2 separate regions of the Homo sapiens genome follow, and region 2 is linked to region 1. The links are chromatin contacts, found by Hi-C or POLR2A ChIA-PET in ENCODE. All regions are on one chromosome and are shown on one strand. Each heading gives the region's core, a stretch centred on a gene start or an enhancer-like site at or near the end of the contact. The rest is flanking DNA. Distances are from core to core; before and after follow the strand shown. Region 1 holds the start of BNIP1 (BCL2 interacting protein 1). Region 2 holds the start of STK10 (serine/threonine kinase 10).

Region 1 (5,498 bases), core at 2,754-5,253:
CATCCTTCCAACTCCTGAGTTCCAGCCCTGGGCCTGTGCCATCCCTATTCACTTTGAGGGGCTGCTGTGGGCCCCTCTACCCATGAGCTGCATGCAGGATCCTTGGATGCCCAGATGGCAGCCTTGAAACATGACCCCTCCATAGTCAGCTCCATACGTGTTTCCTCTCAGCAGCCCCCAGACCCACAAGTGGTCTTCATCCTCTGATTCTGATCTAGATTCTGAACTTGGAAACAATTAGAAGCTGAATCCCAATTCTGTCTGAAAGCAACACAATAGTCTGGGCTCATGCCTGTAACCCCAGCACTTTCAGAGGCTGAGGCAGGAGGATTGCTTGAGCCCAGGAGTTTAAGACCAGCTCAAGCAACATAGAGCAAAAAATCCATCTCTATTAAAATATATATATATATATATATATATATATATATATATATATATATATATATATATTTTTTTTTTTTTTTTTTTTTTGACACAGAGTCTTGCTCTGTCACCAAGGCTAGAGTGCAGTGGCACGATCTCTGCTCACTGCAACCTGCACCTCCTGGGTTCAAGCGATTCTCCTGCCTCAGCCTCCTAAGTAGCTGAGATTACAGGTGTGTGCCACCATGCCCAGCTAATTTTTGCATTTATCAGAGACAGGGTTTTGCCATGTTGGCCAGGCTGTTCTCAAACTACTGGCCTCATTTTCATTTTTAAAAATGAAAGCAACAGAATAACATGATCTATACAGTGGTGCACAACTCTTTGCCCAGCCCAATGTAATAAGAATAAAATGTGAAATAAATAAAACAAACAAACATAACTGCTACTTGTCACCCTCTAGTGTTTTTTGAGACAGCACATATACCATACTTGAATTCAGGCATACTAAATGTGTATATGATGTGACTGGTGACTATTGAAATAAGGAAGATGCTGAGCAAAGTAACAGCATAAAAAAAAACCCAGGAGTGTGATGGATTGAGGTAGTGAATGAATGAATAGGGTAGAAAGAATGGCAGAGAAGAGAAAGTATTTGAAGTGGCCCCAGGATTTCAAAAATTCCAAGGATAATGGTGTTCCTGCCATTCACTCGTTCACACAGCTGGCAGTGTTCTGCATGCAAAAGTTTCTTGTTTTTTTTTTTGAGACAGAGTCTCGCTCTGTCGCCCAGGCTGGAGTGCAGTGGCTCGATCTCGGCTCACTGCAAGCTCCGCCTCCTGGGTTCACGCCATTCTCCTGCCTCAGCCTCCTGAGTAGCTGGGACTACAGGCACCTGCCACCATGCCCGACTAATTTTTTGTATTTTTAGTAGAGACGGGCTTCACCGTGTTAGCCAGGATGATCTCGATCTCCTGACCTCGTGATCTCCCCGCCTCGGCCTCCCAAAGTGCTGGGATTACAGGCGTGAGCCACCGTGCCCGGCCAAAAGTTTCTCGTTTTTACCTGGAGAGCAGGTTAGTACAGAGTCACCCTCCCTGTCTAAGTGTTTACTGCTCCCATCAGCTGGTGTTTGAAGAACCCAGACGGCTCTCAAGCAGAGGATATACCCAGGACAGAGCCCCCTTCATTGACTGAATTGAGAATACCCACCTGTATTCTGTGACGCAACTGTTGAAATTTCTCTTTTACTTTAGTATTCAGTTCAGTAAGAGCACTTAAGGGTCCTGAACAATCACGGATATCCTAGGAGACATTGAACAGATGAAAGGCCTTTCTCAAGGCAATGAAATGAAATGACACCATCCATACAGTGATAGAGTTGGTTTAGACCAACTAATATTAACATACTAACTATAATTCATCCTGATCTTTGCTGTTTACCTCTGCAACACAAGCAAAAACATTATCATTTACATTTTTCTCATTCCTTTTTAGATTAATGTTGAATTAATATAAAAGCCTAGAAAGAAACACAACTGCTTTGACCTAATTTTTAGTGCCTAAATTTTAACAAAACATTACCTGGCCAGTAGGAAACAGCTTAAAACAGCTTGTATGCCCAACAAGAATGGACATGCAAAAGTGATACTATCACTTTAGAACCTTAGATCCTTCCAACTTGGAAGATCAGGATGTTTAAATATCTGGCATCATATGATGAGATTAACTTCTCCAGTGTGATTTTACAAACCATTAGTGATAAGTTAGAGTGTTTATATAGACATGTTTAAGGGCAGATTTAGAATCTGTTGCTGGACATTCAGAATTACTGGTGCCAGCTTTCACGGCAGGCTCTGGAGACAGACCAGGTGGATTCGAATCCTGGCTGTAGCAACTTATGAGCTGTGTAAAGTTACCTGGAAAGTTATTTAAATTCTCTGTGTCTGAGTTTCCTTATCACAACACTACTTACCTCATAGAACATCATAGATTATGTATGTATGTAAAGCACTTAGCAGAGCTGCTGGAAAACGGTAAGAACGCAATACATCCAGCTATAATCAGTCTTTCTCATCAGCAATGACAAGAACCCAAATGTTAGAAAGAGTACAGAAGAATGCCTAAGCAATTTAGATTATGTGAAAATGTAATTTCATTTGTATGAAACCTGTTTATTTTTCTATAATTGGCCCAGAAGTTTTGTAATGTATACATCAGAGAAGTGAAGTTCAAGAAGTTTTAAATATCTGCATCAAATTTCACTTTTTCTCTGGCTTATTCATTTAATCACACTTCTTTGCACCGTATTTGTTTATTCTGCATCTAATTTGGTTTATTCTGCATCTGGTTTATCTGGGGAGCCCTATTTTCCTGCACTTTTTGCCACACCTTGTTACAAACTCTGAGTCTACATCTAATGTTTAGTGACTTTGTTGAAAATGATTATTTTTAAAAACCAAGGTTTAGGCCGGGCGCGGTGGCTCACGCCTGTAATCCCAGCAATTTGGGAGGCCGAGGCGGGCGGATCACGAGGTCAGGAGATCGAGACCATCCTGGCTAACACGGTGAAACCCCGTCTCTACTAAGCAAAACACAAAAATTAGCCGGGCGTGGTGGCGGGTGCCTGTAGTCCCAGCTACTCAGGAGGCTGAGGCAGGAGAATGGCGGGAACCCGGGAGGCGGAGCTTGCCGCGAGTCGAGATCGCGCCACTGCACTCCAGCCTGGGCGACAGAGCGAGACTCCGTCTCAAAAAAACAAAAACAAACAAGCAAAAACAAGGTTTAAAACTCGGTTTCTTTTTGCTGAACTCATGGAACCGTGTCTACACTCCCAATTCTTGCCTAAGTCCACTCGTTTATTTTACCTCTACCCTTAAATGGCTTAAGGCGAAACACTTCATTTCCTATCTGTTCAAACGGGGTAACACTCTAAGGTGTTATTCCTAGGTTGACTTTCACAGTCCAGGTCCCAGTTTTGCCACTGACCCAGGTATGCCTTCTAACCTAGGCCTTGGCGCCGTACTCGATTTCCTCAAGCATAAAATCACAACTACGGTCCAGGTTACATTCGTTTCACCCGGTGCCTCCCGTGCCAGGTGGCCTTGGATGCCAGGAGAGCTGGCCAGCAGGGGGCGGGGCTAGCTGCCTCCCGGACGCTACCAGAGGATGCTGAAGCAGCGTCAGAGGGCGGGGCCAAGCAGGGTGACAGGTAGGTTGTGAGGTAGTCAGGGGCGGGGCGACGACCAGGGCTGCAGGTGGAAGGGGCAAAGCCGAGCCCCGAAGCAGTAGCTGAGTCAGGGGCGGAGAACAGTGGGGTGCTCTGGGGATGGGAGATCCGGCGGCACCCGGAAAAAGGATCAAGGCCAGCAGTCACCGGGACACAACCAAATGGGGACCGGGGGGGTAGCCGACCATGGGGCGGAGCCTGTGGTCTGGGAAACCAAGTGGGGAAAGTTCGGGAGTGACACTGCCAAGCTCACAGACCAGCAGAGCTTGGGTTAGGGCTGCTGGAGCCCGGCAGGGGTCCCGGGATCAGTACCTGAATAAGCGCCTTCACCTCCAGGTCAAATTTGACAATCTCTTGGTTACAGATCCGGACGTGGACGTCTTGGGGAGCCGCCATGTTGGGGACGCCGGCTACGGGCAGCGGCAGGACCCAAGTTCAAACGCGTTTTCGCACCACCTTCTTTCCCTCCCCACCCAGTCTCGGGGCAGCGCCCCCTAGAGACCGGCGAAAATGGCAAGCGAGGGTCACTGCGCAGAGTTGGGACTTTCCCTGACACGTGTAGGGAAATCAGCCTCTCCTCTTGGTATGGCCCTAATAACATGGAGAGGAAGGGAAGAGGGAATATCAAGAACGCTTCACAGTGGTCTCTTTCCATCTTCCTTCTGTCAGGCATTCTAATAACTATATATTTTTTACATAGAAAAAAAAAGACTGGAAGAAAAGTATCAATTGAGATGTCTCTGGAAAGTACCAGTAATAATTTTTTGTTTCTTCAAACTTTCTTATATTTTTAATATTTTCTACAGTGAGTATAAATTGTGGAGTAAAAGAGGAAATGATAAACGTCATATATTTTTTAAAGTATGGAGTTCAAGGCAGGTCGGTAGAGTACCTCCTATCACTCCAACACATGATCTAAGGGATCTTTGTAAAACACGAAATTGATCAAGTCACCTACCTGTATGCAGCCCTTCTATGGCTTCTCGTGTTTCCCTTTTGTATACAACTGGATTTATTAAATCTACCTTGCTAAGGTAGTTTTGATGGAAATGTCAGAGCAAACCCTCAACAAATGGTGGCTCTTTTATTTTTGTTAGTAAATAATCCAAGTTTCTTAGCTGGTCCTCAAGGCCATCAGCCACCCCGGCCATCAGCCACCGCACCCTGCGCCCTTCCTGGATTGCTCAAGCTCCTTCTGGATGTGTAGCCTTAGAATGTGGTGTTCCCTCTCCCTAGAAAGCGTTTCCCCCACTCGACCCCACTCCATCTGCATTTGTTCGGGTCACTTCAGCAAGCATAGATTGTGAGGACCTAAAGGCTTAGGACTTGAATGTTCATCTCTCTCTCTTTTTTTTTTTTTTTTTTTGTGGCGGAGTCTCGCTCTGTTGCCCAGGCTGGAGTGCAATGGCACAATCTTGGCTCACTGCAAACTCTACCTCCCAGGTTCAAGCAATTCTCCTGCCTCAGCCTCCTGAGTAGCTGGGATTACAGGTGCGTGCCACCATGCCCAGCTAATTTTTGTATTTTTCATAGACACGGGGTTCACCATATTGGTCAGGTTGGTCTCGAACTGACCTCGTGATCCACCCGCCTCGGCCTCCCAAAGTGCTGGGATTACAGGCGTGAGCCACTGTGCCCGACCATGTTCATCTCTCTTAATCCTCACAACCACCCTTGAAATTGTACTACACTATTATCACAGATCAGGAGTAGGGCTTAGAGTAAATTAAAACAAAAAACAATCAACCCTGTTGCAAGATTACCTATCTTGAAAGTGGCAAAGCCTAGGCCGGGCACGGTGGCTCATGCCTGTAATCCCAGCACTTTGGGAGGCCGAGGCGGGTGGATCACGAGGTCAAGAGATCGAGATCATCCTGGCTAACACGGTGAAACCCCGTCTCTACTA
Region 2 (5,264 bases), core at 1,133-3,632, 960 kb after region 1:
GCGTGCACCACCCCGCCCGGCTAAGTTTTGTATTTTTCGTAGAGCTGGGGTTTTGCCATGTTGGCCAGGCTGGTCTTGAACTCCTAACCTCAGGTGATCCACCCAGCTTGGCCTCCCAAAATGCTGGGATTACAGGTGTGAGCCACCGTGCCCGACCCTTTTTTTCTTTTTCTTTGACTAGTCTTGTCTATTAGTTATTTCAAAGAAGTAGCTTTGATTCTATTGAACCTCAATGTATTTCTTACAATGCTATTGAGGTATAATTTACACATAAAATTCATCCATTTACAAAAATGAAAGTTTAAAATTCAATTATTTTTGGCAAATTTACCAAATTATGAAATTGTCACCATTGTGCAGTTTTAGGACATTTTCATCACCCCAATTAGACTGTTTATTGTTCATGTACAGTTAATTCCCATTTCACACCCAGCTCCAGGCAACCATTAATCTACTTTCTGTCTGTATGGATTTGCCTTTTCCAGACATTTCATATAAATGGAAATTTATAGAACACAGGGCCTTTTGTGTCTGGCTTCTTTGACTTAGTGTTATTGAATGAATGAACCTCTCCGTTTTTCTTTCCCTTCCTTCCTCCCTCCCTCCCTTCCTTCCTTCCCTCCCTCCCTCCCTCTTTCTCTCTCCTTCTCTTCCTTTCCTTTTTCTTTCTCTCTTTCTTCCTTTCCTTTCCCTTTCTCTTTCTTTCTTTCTCTCTTTCTCTCTTTCCTTTCTCTCTTTCTTCCTTTCCTTTCCCTTTCTCTTTCTTTCTTTCTCTCTTTCTCTCTTTCCTTTCTCTCTCTCTTTCTCTCGCTTGCTTGCTTTTCTGGAGCTCTCAGAGCTGGTCAGAGCCCTCCAGGCCTACAGCTTTCGTGGAGTCAGAGCCTTCATCTCCTAGTATGGAAGCAACCCTCTTGGTCTCCCCACCCGCTTCGTACAGTTGGCCAAATGGTCTGAAACAAATGAAAGACCTGCCTTTCAGCATGTTTTGGGAGGTTCAGACAGCGCCTGACTCAATGAGAACGGTCAGCGACGAGCGGCGTTTCCTTCTTTTAAAGACCCTCTACAATTCCAGGCACTCCTGCAGCTGTGGAAACATTCCGAACGGCTTAGCAACCAGGACACCCTCTGCGCCGACCACTACCAGCATCGCAGGCTTCTTGAGCTGGCTTTCCCAGTGGAAAACCATGCTTGGTGTTTGCACACTGTTCAAAGGATGTTTTCGAACAAAGCACCGAGGAAGGGGCGAAAACACCTCAACACAGCCGTTCTCTGGGGTTGGAGCTATTGAACTGTGACATTTGCGAAGACTCAACTTGTTTATGACACGGTCCAAATAATAACCCTTGCAGACTGCCCGCCCCCCCCCCCCACCCCCAGCACTCTCCTTAGATTCAGGTAAAAGCATGTTATAACCGTCTATAGGACAAACAGGCAACAGTAGCAGTGAAGTGACTCAAGTAGCCAGGATCGAGAATGAAGGTGCTCAAAGAAGACTTTAGTTTGATCTGTATGTAGTGCGCTCATCTTTTTTGAAACTAGGAAATTAAAAATTAGAATAAAGTTTTTATTTAATATGCAAATACATCCGCAAACCCATCAGGAAACATAAGAGAAATCAGTGCCAAAGGAGCTCTTTCTCCCAGCCCTCTAATCCTGGCAGGTTTGTGGATCGTGGACGGGGAGCCCCTGGAAAGGACCGCGCCGGGAAGCCGGGCCCTGCAGGGACTGGCCGCGGCTGCACCGGCGTTGCCCGTCGCACACTAGGAGGCAGCACCGCGCCGAGGAACCCGCAGCAGACGGGCAGCCAGCGTGTGTGCCTGGGGCGAGTGCCCTCGCCTGCCGGCGTCCCCATCGGAAAAGTGGGGGCGAGGGCAGCCTAGCGGAATAGCTGCGGGAGGATTAAATGAACGAGTGCAGGTTCACCTTCTGGGCGCTGACAACGATCCGTGGGCTCTCGCGAAATGCCAAGTCGCCGTCCCGCTTGCTCCCATAAAAGTTTTGGGAGCCACGCGGCGCGGCGGGCGGGCTCCTGAGTCCATGAGCGGTCCCACCGAGCGGTCCCCGAAGCTTCCCCAAAGCCCAGCCCGCGGCTCGCGGAGCGTGGTGTGGGGGGACTACAGTTTCCAGAGTGCCCTGCGGCGACGGGCGGAGCCGGGGAGCGCCCGCAGCCAATTAGGGGGTCCCGGGGCTCTGCCGGGGAGCGGCGGGTGGAGCCGGGCCGGTGGGCGGGCGCGGGGACGGTCCCCTGGAACGGGTCCGAGGCTCTCGCAGGCAGGGCTGGGCCGGGCAGGAGCTGCGAGGCCGGCACAAGGGAGGCGGCCCTGGGGACCTGACAGGGCGGGGGCGGGGGCGGGCACGCCGCCGCCTGCGCGGTTCCGGGTGCTCCCGGCGCGGCGCTGCCCAGGGCACACTTGACCGAGGTCGGGCTGCGGGGAAAGGCGGGTCTGGGGAGAACCCCGAGAGACGCGGCGTCCTCCAACTCCTCCTCCTTCTCCTCGCGGCCGCCGAAGCCACAGCCCGAGCCCGAGCCCGAGCCCGAGCCGGCGCCACCGCGCCCCCGGCCATGGCTTTTGCCAATTTCCGCCGCATCCTGCGCCTGTCTACCTTCGAGAAGAGAAAGTCCCGCGAATATGAGCACGTCCGCCGCGACCTGGACCCCAACGAGGTGTGGGAGATCGTGGGCGAGCTGGGCGACGGCGCCTTCGGCAAGGTTTACAAGGTGAGGGCGCTGAGGTGGGTGGCCGGACGCGCGTCGAGGGGCTCCGGAAGGAAGGGATGCCTGAGCCGGACCCGGCCAGCCTGGCTCCGGCTCCGAGGGCTGCCCGGCGCTGAATTCGGGGTCCCTGGCCCTCATCCCGATGACTCTTGTTTTTTGGGGGGAACATCACTCGGCCCGGCCGAGTCCCTGCGCTCTGGGCGCCCCCTCCGGGCACGGTTGCCGCCCCCACCCTAGCCCTGTTTCGGAGCACTTCCTGTGTGTCCTGCACTGCGCTCGGCGCCGCACGGGGAGACAAAGGGGCGTTGACAGGACCTCAGCATCCGAGAGGGCCACTCGAGGGACCTTCCAGGGACGTTCCGTAAAACGGCGATACGGGCACACTTTTTTTTTTAAGAGAGACCACAGATGCTGTGGGAATATCGAGGCGATGTGGACCGAGAAACTCGGCTGCGCTTGGACGGGTTGGGAGCTAGGGACACATCTGAAGATGAGCCAGAGACAGGGAAGTGGGGTGGGCGAGGGGTGGCCCATGGACTGAGAGGTGGGGCTTGGAAAGGTGGGTTGGGGCTGGTCAGAGGGGGAGGTCAGGATCTGGTGAATGCTGAGCCTGGGGGAACAGATTTGATTCCGTCGGTCTGAGTCACAGCTGGGGAGTCTCCCAGCCTGCAGTCACCTCTCCCCTAGAGGAAGACGCGGCAGAGAGCTTTTGTGGAGTGGGTGGGGCAGAGCTGATTGAGTCTAGAGAAGTGTGGCAGCAGGACGTTGGTTTCTGCTCCTGGGAGCTAATTCTGAGGTGGTGAGTTGTTTTAGGGAGCCAACACCTACAGCTTGACTCCCCCCTTTCCCCTAAGAAAATTTTTACTGGGAGACGCCCACTTGTTAAATTGGTGTATACCTCCAGGAGAGCACCTCTCTTCTAAGCCACTATCCTCCTCCTTGGGGCTCCTGTAGCTTGTAGGGCACTCTGACCCTAGGATTGCCGTTCTATGAGGCTGGACCACAGAGAAGGCTTCTCCAGGCCTTCTCCTCTGACTTGGAAGTGGTCTATCGCCTAGTTACCGAAGTAGTTCCTAGATGACCGGTGTTATAATAGCATCATTTGGGAGCTTGTCAGAAGTGAACAATCTCATGCCCAGCCCCGACCTGCTGAATTAGAGTCTACGTTTTAATAAGATCCCAGGTGATTCCTAAGCAAATAGGTTTGAGAAGTACTGCCCTAGAGGCTTGGAGTGGTGGCGTTTTTTCTTTTTTCTTTTCTTTTTTTTGAGACAGGGTTTCCCTCTGTTGCTCAGTCTGGAGTGCAGTGGCCCGATCTCGGCTCACTGCAACCTCTGCCTCCTGGGCTCAAGCAATTCTCCTGCCTCAGCCTTCGGAGTAGCTAGGTCTACAGGTGCACACCACAGCCCGGCTAATTTTTGTATTTTTTGTAGACTTGGGGTTTCGCCACGTAGCCCAGGCTTGTCATGAACTCCTGAGCTCATGAAATCAGCTCGTTTCAGCCTCCCAAAGTGTTGGGATTACAGCGGTGAGCCACCCTGCCTGACCTGGAGCGGTGGCAATTTTGAGACCAACCAGGCCCACTCAGTGTCTTTTTTTATTTTTATTTTTTGTGAGACGGAGTCTCACTCTATTGCCCAAGCTGGAGTGCGGTGGTTTGATCTCGGCCCTCACTGCAACCTCCACTTCCTGGGTTCAAGCAATTCTCCTACCTCAGCCTCCCAAGTAGCTGGGATTGCAGGCACACACCACCATGCCTGGCTAATTTTTGTTTTTTTAGTAGAGACGGGGTTTCACCATGTTGTCTAAGCTGGTCTCGAACTCCTGACCTCAGTTGATCCACCCACCTCGGCCTCCCAAAGTGTTGGGATTACAGGCGTGAGCCACTGTGCCTGGCCTGGTGCCTGTTTTGTTTCCTTGCCACCTCCCCTCTGAGCCCACACTTCCTGTTATGGGGTAGGGAGAGGTCTTGTGATCCGAGAGGCAGTGCTTTTGGACTGCCCCGACTTGCTGTCCTCCTTTGCCTGAGGGCCTTGCCCATATTTGAGGGCAGCCAGCTCACCCTGTCCTCAGCACGTCTTTTCTTTACTCTCCTCAGAGCTGCATCTTCTTCCTGGTGGCACCAGAGAACGATCCTCAGCCTTGCAACTGTCTCTGGACACTGCCAGTGTCCTTGACTGCCTTAGACAGAGCCTGCTCCTGCAGCTGTGCTCTGACTACTGTGAGGGCAGCTGGACCCCTGTGGTCAGCTCACCACAGGACCCACTTTCTCCAGAAGGTTCAGTTGGTGTTTTTAGCGTATGCTAAACATATGGGTTTTTTGGGCCGGGCGTGGTGGCTCACGCCTGTAATCCTAGCACTTTGGGAGGCTGAAGCAGGCAGATCATGAGGTCAGGAAATTCAGACCATACTGGCCAACATGGTGAAACCCTGTCTCTACTAAAAATACAGAAATTAGCCGGGCATGGTGATGCATGCCCGTAATCCCAGCGTCTCAGGAGGCTGAGGCAAGAGAAACGTTTGAACCAGGGAGGTGGAGGGTGCAGTG

Evidence for each region. A loop is a pair of places that touch in the nucleus more often than their neighbours do. ChIA-PET counts read pairs that join two places held with the same protein, here RNA polymerase II (POLR2A). Pooled maps may share reads with other maps.
Region 2: a map of naive thymus-derived CD4-positive, alpha-beta T cell shows a loop between it and region 1 (4-fold over the local background). The contact joins the promoter of STK10 here to the promoter of BNIP1 in region 1. A Hi-C loop is called at or near these places in 1 of 168 maps with a recorded cell type or tissue (naive thymus-derived CD4-positive, alpha-beta T cell), 1 of 37 single-sample maps with no recorded cell type and 7 of 50 pooled maps. POLR2A ChIA-PET finds 5 or more read pairs at or near these places in 2 of 52 experiments (CD4-positive, alpha-beta T cell and T-cell).

Annotation. Positions count from the first base shown.
Region 1 is chr5:173,143,036-173,148,533 of GRCh38, reverse strand. It overlaps BNIP1 (BCL2 interacting protein 1), which reads right to left and starts at 4,003. Exons shown (of 6, transcript NM_001205.3): 1 at 3,905-4,003; 2 at 1,576-1,668. The coding sequence starts at 3,988. RefSeq lists enhancers at 3,271-3,340, 3,282-3,810.
Region 2 is chr5:172,185,342-172,190,605 of GRCh38, reverse strand. STK10 (serine/threonine kinase 10) reads left to right here and starts at 2,382. Exons shown (of 19, transcript NM_005990.4): 1 at 2,382-2,719. The coding sequence starts at 2,564. RefSeq lists enhancers at 1,622-2,397, 3,450-3,529, 4,190-4,239, 4,510-4,559 and silencers at 2,070-2,429, 2,730-2,779, 2,910-2,989.